2 separate regions of the Homo sapiens genome follow, and region 2 is linked to region 1. A link is an interaction called in ENCODE POLR2A ChIA-PET data of the cell type or tissue named here. Cell type or tissue: B cell. All regions are shown on one strand.

Region 1 (4,000 bases):
TCAGACAAAAAAAAAAAAAAAAAAAGAAAGAAAAAATTTTAAGGGTCTTAGATGGTATCTGGCTAATTTTGGATATGTCTGTGCATGTGAGCATTCATTAGTGCTTAGAGTAGGGGTGTCCAATCTTTTGGCTTCCCTGGGGTGTGCTGGAAGAAGAATCATCTTGGGCCACACATAAAAGACACAAACAGTAACAATAGCTGGTAAGCTTAAAAAAAAAAATCGCAAAAAAGCCTCATGTTTTAAGAAAGTTTACAAACTTGTGTCAGGTTGCATCCAAACCCATCCTGGGCTGCACGCGGCCTGCAGGACGGGGGTTGGACAAGCTTGGCTTACAGATTGTTTATCTTCTTAAGGTTTTTTTTATGTGGTAGGGATGGGGTATATAGAAGCAAAAGAAAAAATACTTGTATACTTGTTAACATTAATCTCCACAATAAAACTTTCAGTTACCCAGAACTGTCCCAAGCACATTTTGGACAATCAGATATATATATGGAAGTGGCTTATTTATTTACTTATTTATTTATTTATTTTTAGAGACATAGTCTCGTTCTGTTGCCCAGGTTAGAGTGCAGTGGCGTGATCACAGTTTACTGCAGGTTCAACCTCCTGGGCTCAAGCAATCCTACCTCAGCCTTCTGAGTAGCTGAAAATACAAGCATACATCACCATACCCAGCTAATTTTTAAATTCTTTTTTGAGAGACAGGGGTCTCACTATGTTTGCCCAGGCTGGTCTCAAACTCCTGGGCTCGAGTAATCTTTCCACCTTGGCTTCCCAAAGTGCAAGGATTACAGGCATGAGCTGCTGTGCCCAGCCTGTGTTTGTTTTAAATCCTTAAAATAACCTTCTTATCTCCTGCATCATCATTAATATACCTGTATCCAAAAATATGTTTTTTGGGAAGCCCCACTCTATCTATCTCTGCAAAGAGTAGACAATAAATGTTTGCTAAACTCAAGAATCTTGCAACAGCTTCAAGGGAAGACAATCTGATGACTCCAAATGGTTTTCCATCACTTTCATCATGTAAGAGGCAAAGGCTGTTAAATTAAAACTCTTATTATTTGAAAAAAAGACAGTTAATGAGAAGGACGTTGAAAAGGAAATATCCTGGACTTTTCTGATTTCTGCACCTTGGCTCATAATTCCTTCTAACTAGAAGACAATTCTTTACTTGTAGAAATCTGAAATAAGGCTGAGCCCAATGTCATCTCCTTTATGACATGTTCTTACATCCTCAGAGTGTGAATTAATTTTTCTCACCTTGACATGCTCATGTCAACTCATTTATGACATATCAATTATTGTATCAAAGTTATATATAAACATATTGATAAAGTTGGTATTAGCTGGTGAGAAATATAAACATATATTCTAGTTCCCTAGTGACAGGGACATCATTGTATAATATTAACACAGTGCCTTGCACATAGAAGGCACAAGGAACTGTTATGTGAACGAGCTCTACTGCAGGCTGCAGAGTCTAGAAAGATAAGAATGCTTTCTCTAGAAAAGTAGTTGTGTCATTAATTTATTCAAACACATACTAAGCAACTCAGCCAGCATGACATGCTAAGATTGTACAGAATGTCATGTAGGTTCAGGCATGACAAATTAAACATAAAAATAAAATAAAATAAAAATAAAAATAAAATAAAATTGGGGGTTGGAAAAGAGTAAGAGAGGTTTTCACTCTAAATTTTACAAGGCTGGCCAGGAGCAGTGGCTCACACCTGTAATCCCACCACTTTGGGAGGCAGAGGTGGGCGGATCACGAGATCAGGAGTTTGAGACCAGCCTGACCAACATGGTGAAACCCCGTCTCTACTAAAAACACAAAAATTAGCCGGGCATGGTGGTGCACACCTGTATTCCCAGCTACTCAGGATGCTGGGGCAGGAGAATCACTTGAATCCGGGAGGCGGAGACTGCAGTGAAACAAGATCGTGCCACTACACTCCAGCCTGGGAGACAGAGCGAGACTCTGAAAAAAAAAAAAAAAAAACCTTTTACATGCTGAAGAAATTAAAGGTAAGTGTCATGCAGAATGCCACTTCAAATAGTTTGAAAAAAATGTGTGTGTATGGTGTTTGTTATACTATTCTACCATCTTTTCTGTAAGTTTGAAATTTTTCAAAATAAAAAGTTTAAAAAATAAATCTCTTACACCTAGAAGGAAATCTGACTCAGTACATTCTCATCAGAGGAGACTGTGAGAGAAAAAAATAAAGTCTTAAAATACATACTTCTATGTTGAGACTGATGGAAAGAGTATGATTTGCTCCTTTCTGGAGAGTAGCTTCTGCTACTGACACTGGAACCAGATCTGCTGTGTGGAGAATCCTTTCGGCCAACAGGTGATTCTCTGAAAAAAGTATTGTCCCTTTTATAAGGAGACCGCTCTCTCGCATAATGGGAAGAGTAGAAACTTTTTCTTCTAAAGCCATCTCTCATGTCCCTTTGAAAAAAAAAAAAACATAAAATAAGTTAATTATACTCTATCCTCTATATACAAGCACAATGGCAAAAGCTCTGCTTATAAGCTACCCTTTAAATTGTACTCTTGGGGCCGGGTGCGGTGACTCACGCCTGTAATCCCAGCACTTTGGGAGGCCGAGACGGGCAGATCACGAGGTCAGGAGATGGAGACCATCCTGGCTAACACGGCGAAACCCCATCTCTACTAAAAATACAAAAAAAAAAAAAAAAAAAATTAGCTGGGCGTGGTGGCAGGTGCCTGTAGTCCCCAGCTTCTTGGGAGGCTGAGGCAGGAGAACAGCGTGAACCTGGGAGGCGGAGCTTGCAGTGAGCCCAGATCGCGCCACTGTACTCCAGCCTGGGCAACAGAGCGAGACTGTCTCAAAAATAAAGAAAAAAAAATTTGTACTCTTGGTTCTCTTTTTCTATCACTACCTAACTGTTGAAGTCAGCTAACAAAATGAAACAGTATCAGTGAAATATGATTTAGAATGTACCCTTTTTCAGTTTGGAACAGAACCAGGTGGCTAATGCAAAAGTTATTTTATTTTAGGCAAGCACAAATTCTAAAATGTAAAAAACATACTGTCATATAGTTTCCATTTCTCTTTGCCATTAACAATACACCACACAGCTACCACATTCTCAAAAACACTTAGAAATGCCAAAGATTTCCCAAGTAAGACATTTCATGGCCAATTATCCCCTTCTAAGTATAGAAACTACTGGTTTTCAAGGTATATGCAATTTGCCCACCCACCCCCAGGACAATGTGGCATTGTCTAGAGGTATTTTTGATTATCATAACTGGGGAGGAGAGTACCATTGATGGGTAGGGACCAGGAATGCTGCTAATTTCCTACAGTGCCCAGGACATGCCCCCCAACACTACACACCAAAAAACTCTTCAGTCCAAAATGTAAATAATGCCAACACTGAGAAACCCTGCTATATACCTATTAAATTCTTGCTGAGTGTGCATCCTCAGTACATAGATTGTTGCCCATCTCTAAATAACTACTTTTTATAAATCACCTCTACTTTTATAAATTAAATTTCTTTATTGAGAAATACCATCAACTCAAAGCACCAAGTAAGCCCTAGTAGTAAAACCTTATAAAGCAAAACCATTTTAAAATGTCAAACCAAATCAAAATTACTAAATGAAACCATCATCAACTAAGCCTCTAATAAAAGAACACTTAAGAGTCAAACAGGTTTTAATCCATGATTTAACAAATGTACTGCAACATTAAAGAATACTAAATTTCAGACAGAAGAGTGCTAAGAGACATACCAATAGCATACAATTTCAAGTGCTTGGAAAATCATTTCAGCATCTTGATTGGCAGTCCATAGGATATAAACAGGCTGTTGTCCTAAAGTTCATTTGAACACTAGCTGATTAATACCCCAAATATATTGTCCCTTCAGACACAAGTAAGTTTCCCTGGGAAAAAGCAGAAAATAGCTTAAATTCATTTATGGTAAATGAACTGGTATAGAACACTAATAA
Region 2 (4,000 bases), 150 kb before region 1:
CGGGGATGGTAGCTCATGCCTGTAATCCCAGCACTTTGAGAGGCCAAGGCAGGCACATCACTTGAGGTTAGGAGTTCAAGGCCAGCCTGGCCAACATGGCAAAACCCCTTCTCTACTAAAAATACAAAAATTAGCCAGGTATGGTGGAGCGCACCTGTAGTCCCAGCTACTCAGGAGGCTGAGACAGGAGAATCACTTGAACCTGGGAGGCAGAGATTGCAGTGAGCCGAGATTGTGCCACTGCACTCCATCCGGGGCTACAGAGTGAGACTCCGTCCCAAAAAAAAAAAAAAAAAAAAAAGAGGAAAAAAAAAAAGAAAGCACACTCTTAAATTGTACCCTTTTCCACTGACACCATCTGACTTCTTCACTTCTCCTTTATCAACTGCTCTAGTCATATGAATGTGTGGCGATAGTGCTGGTCCACAGTGTGACATTGGGCACATCACCTTGGACAAGCCCCACTCACCGTCACCCCTATATCATTCAAGCAGCATACATAGTCTCTTGATTCCATCTGGTAATTCTCCCTTGAATCTAAGCCCTTGTTTCATCCTATTGCCATGCTAGAGACATCATCATCATCATCGTCGTCATCATTATTTTACATTTTTCTAACTGATCTTTCTGCCTCAGCCTCTTTCAGCACTCCTCTAAGCATTTTTTTTTTTTTTTTGGCTTAGAGGAGTGTTTTTAAGGGGGAACAGTGGCCATGGTCACTGTTCCAAAAGGCAATTCTGCTCATGACCTGACTGTGCTAAAATGTGTACCACTTCTCATCAGTGTTCACATGCAAGGCCCTCTGCAAACTGGTCCCAGTCGGCTCCTCCAGGACTCTCTATCCAATTTCCCCATGTGCACTCTCAGCCACACAGAACCTCTCACCACTCTCAAGGCAGAAAAGCTGCTGGGTACATCTTCCCCACTCCTAAGTGACACTTCCATCACTTTTTTGCACTGTGTATTACTATTCACTTTCCAGCTCCAGATCAGATGTCCTCTGTGAAGTTTCTCTTAATTCCCCCAAACAAACCTCAACCTCTGCCCCCGCCAACTCCTCAGCATTTTCTTCAAACCTCATTCATACCTCCATTCTGTAACTTATTGCATCAGCATACAAGCATACAGTTGTCCCTCTCCCCTACCAGGTTGTAAAGCTTTTCAAATACAGCATTTAAAAAAAAAAGAAAAAAGATTTTTGTTACTCTAAGGTCTAGAAAAGTGCCAAGAAATACCCATGAATCGTGAATGCACCTCTGGCCTGAGTTTTTGCCTACACATTCTACCGGCTGAGCTTAATCCACTTCAGAGGTTTCATTAAGATACAGCCACTTTAGCTTCACAATGAATACATTAGCATTTTGTAATCCTAGAGCACTCTGCTCCATGTTTCCAAACACGTAAGATCCCTTAATTCTGTTTTCAACAGAAGACAGCTCAAATGCCCTATATTACCTTCTTGGAAAGAGGCATTCATCTCCTCTTTGTCTTTTGCAATGGATTTTGGTCCATTGATCATAATGACATATGACATCTATTTCAACACTTAGTATGTGGCAAACATGGTGCTTTGTATGTATTATCACTTTTACTGCCTACATCAACAACATTATGATGTAGGTGGTTCTGTTCCCTCAGTTTTGGAGAACAGGAAATGGAGGCACAGAAAGATGACATAACTAGTCTGAGGATGTAGGGAAAAAAAAAAAAAAGCAAACAAAGCTGCTTTTGCTATTCTCTCACTCACAACAATCAATACAGAAGACTTCTGGGACCTCTGGTCACCAGGAAGTGTGTGGAAATTTCTCCCTGCCAACAACCAGTCAATCAGTTCTGCAGTGGCCACCAGCTGCAGAATTGTCCTCGAATTCAATTCAATTCTGACACTCCTGCTACCTGGAGAGAACAGCAGATCCCATAGGTTAAGGGCTCAGGCCCACAGGACTTCTTTCCCCACTTTCAAGGCCAGTAGCAAGCCCCAAGTTGTTTTACCTGTGCTTCTGACTGACCAGCTCTATATTGGGGTTCCCTCGACCCTCTCCTTGGGTTTGACTAATTTGTTAGTACTGGCTCGCAGAACTCAGGAAAAGACTGACTTACTTTTATCAGTACATTTGTATAAAGGATATCACAAAGGATCAAGATGAAGAGATGCACAGGGCAAGGCACCTGCAAAGGAGAATGGAGCTTCGATGCTCTACTGCCCTTCAGGAACCTCCATGTGTTCAGCTATCGGGAAACTCTCTGAACCCAGTCCTTTTGAGCTTTTATCATTATGTAGGTATGATTGATTAAATTTACTAAGTTGGTGAAACCCCTTCCCCAGTGGCTGGGGAGTGTGGCTCAAAGTTCTAACTCTCTGATCCTGCCTTGGTCTTTCCAGTGACCAGCCTAGAAGCTGAAGCTACCCAGCGGCTGCCAGCTAGCAGTCATCTCATTAGCATACAAAAAAGACTATCATGTTGGAATCATGTGAAATCACGTTGGACATTCCAAGGATTTTAGGAGTTGTGTGCCAGGAAACCTGGACAAAGACCAACTATACATTTCACGATGTCAGAACGAGTAAGTGGCAAAGCTGGCACCAAGGCTGGATGACTCCAGAATTCGTGTCCTTAACCACTATGCCTCACTATCTTCCAAAAAAACAAATATTCTAAAGACAATCATAACTGATATACAGGGATTTTTAAATAAATGTAAATATTTAAACAGTGATTTGCCGGGTGTGGTGGCTTACACCTGTAATCCCAGCACTTTGGGAGGCCGAGGCTGGTGGTTCATGAGGTCAGGAGTTCAAGACCAACCTGGCCAAGATGGTGAACCCCCATCTCTACTAAAAATACAAAAATTAGCCGGGTGCGGTGGCAGGCACCTGTAATCCCAGCTACTCAGGAGGCTGGCAGGAGAATCGCTTGAACCCAGGGGGTGGTGGTTGCAGTGAGCCAAGATCGCGCCACTGCACTCCAGCCTGGGTGACAGAGTGAGACTTCATCTCAAAAATAAAATAAAATAAAAATACAGTGATTATTACCAACAATTTTTACCCTGTGGTTTAATTTTGGTCCTTTGATTATTTCAGGTCCTTTGATTATTTCAGGAAAACTTTAAATCTACCATTGGATTAGTAGGAAAAATATTCTGAAAAAACAATCAAGATTACATAGCTAAAATGTAGATGCTTGGACTTACTGTCCTTTTATTTTTCTATAATATGCAGTGCTTCAAGACAGCCTTGATTGTTATAATCAAATATTGTATACAAAACAACACTTTGTAGAGCTGCTGGCTTGTACATGTGCTTGCTGTTTCAAATTACCTGTATTGCACAGGCCATTTTAATGGAAAGAAAATTAGCTTAAAGATAGGAAGTGCCTTATTAGCTCAGTAAAGCCATGGTCTGTTCAATTAAAGTGTTAACAAATATTTCAGAGGAAAGAATGTTTAGGGTCATAAATGAATTCAACACAGTTGTTCCTAAGCACTTACTATTTACCTGGGAATGTGTACTGTGTTTGGTGCTTTGAAGATAAATGTTATTTACAAAACACCTAGCTAATAAAACCTTGCTTCAGAATGCTGTGTTTGACATCAAAGATCTTTATACTGAACTTTATGGTTGACAAGGTTTAATTTCATTTAAGTATGGGATAGGAGAGTCTTACTGGATAAGTCTGTATATAGATATAAGTGACAGGTATCCAAATCACCTGTTCTGACTGTGTTTATAGCTGCATTTCCACCTGTACTGTATAATGTGACCCAGATTTTTTACCCTTTAATGCACCCATATGGCTCTTATTTGTAACTGTGCATCTGTTAAGCCATCTGAAATACTGAGTTTGCATGTCTGTGAAAATTCATTGCTGCTACCAGTCTTCCTTCTTTCCTTTCTTGGTCGTTTGAAGACTCAAGAGAAGTAGTTAATATCAGTCTATTCTTTCAAACCACAAACTTTGGAAACAGATGCACTAGTGTGAAAAAGTTTGTTGACATAACT

What was found. ChIA-PET counts read pairs that join two places held together with the same protein. Peaks named below come from ENCODE experiments on the same cell type or tissue, not always from the same donor. Only the 100,000 strongest peaks of a DNase experiment are listed, where the experiment ranks them.
Region 2: POLR2A ChIA-PET joins it to region 1 with 5 read pairs; 2 of 35 experiments call an interaction of 5 or more read pairs at or near these places.

The regions. Positions count from the first base shown.
Region 1 is chr12:42,373,327-42,377,326 of GRCh38, reverse strand. It overlaps PPHLN1 (periphilin 1), which reads right to left. Exons shown (of 10, transcript NM_201439.2): 5 at 2,253-2,464. Among named protein-coding and RNA genes, the nearest start is that of PPHLN1, 49 kb to the right of the region's middle. In B cell, no CTCF peak of the experiment used is centred here; no DNase peak of the experiment used is centred here; H3K27ac peaks cover 530 bases.
Region 2 is chr12:42,523,430-42,527,429 of GRCh38, reverse strand. The region is part of intron 1 of PRICKLE1 (prickle planar cell polarity protein 1); the gene reads left to right. Among named protein-coding and RNA genes, the nearest start is that of PRICKLE1, 64 kb to the left of the region's middle. In B cell, no CTCF peak of the experiment used is centred here; no DNase peak of the experiment used is centred here.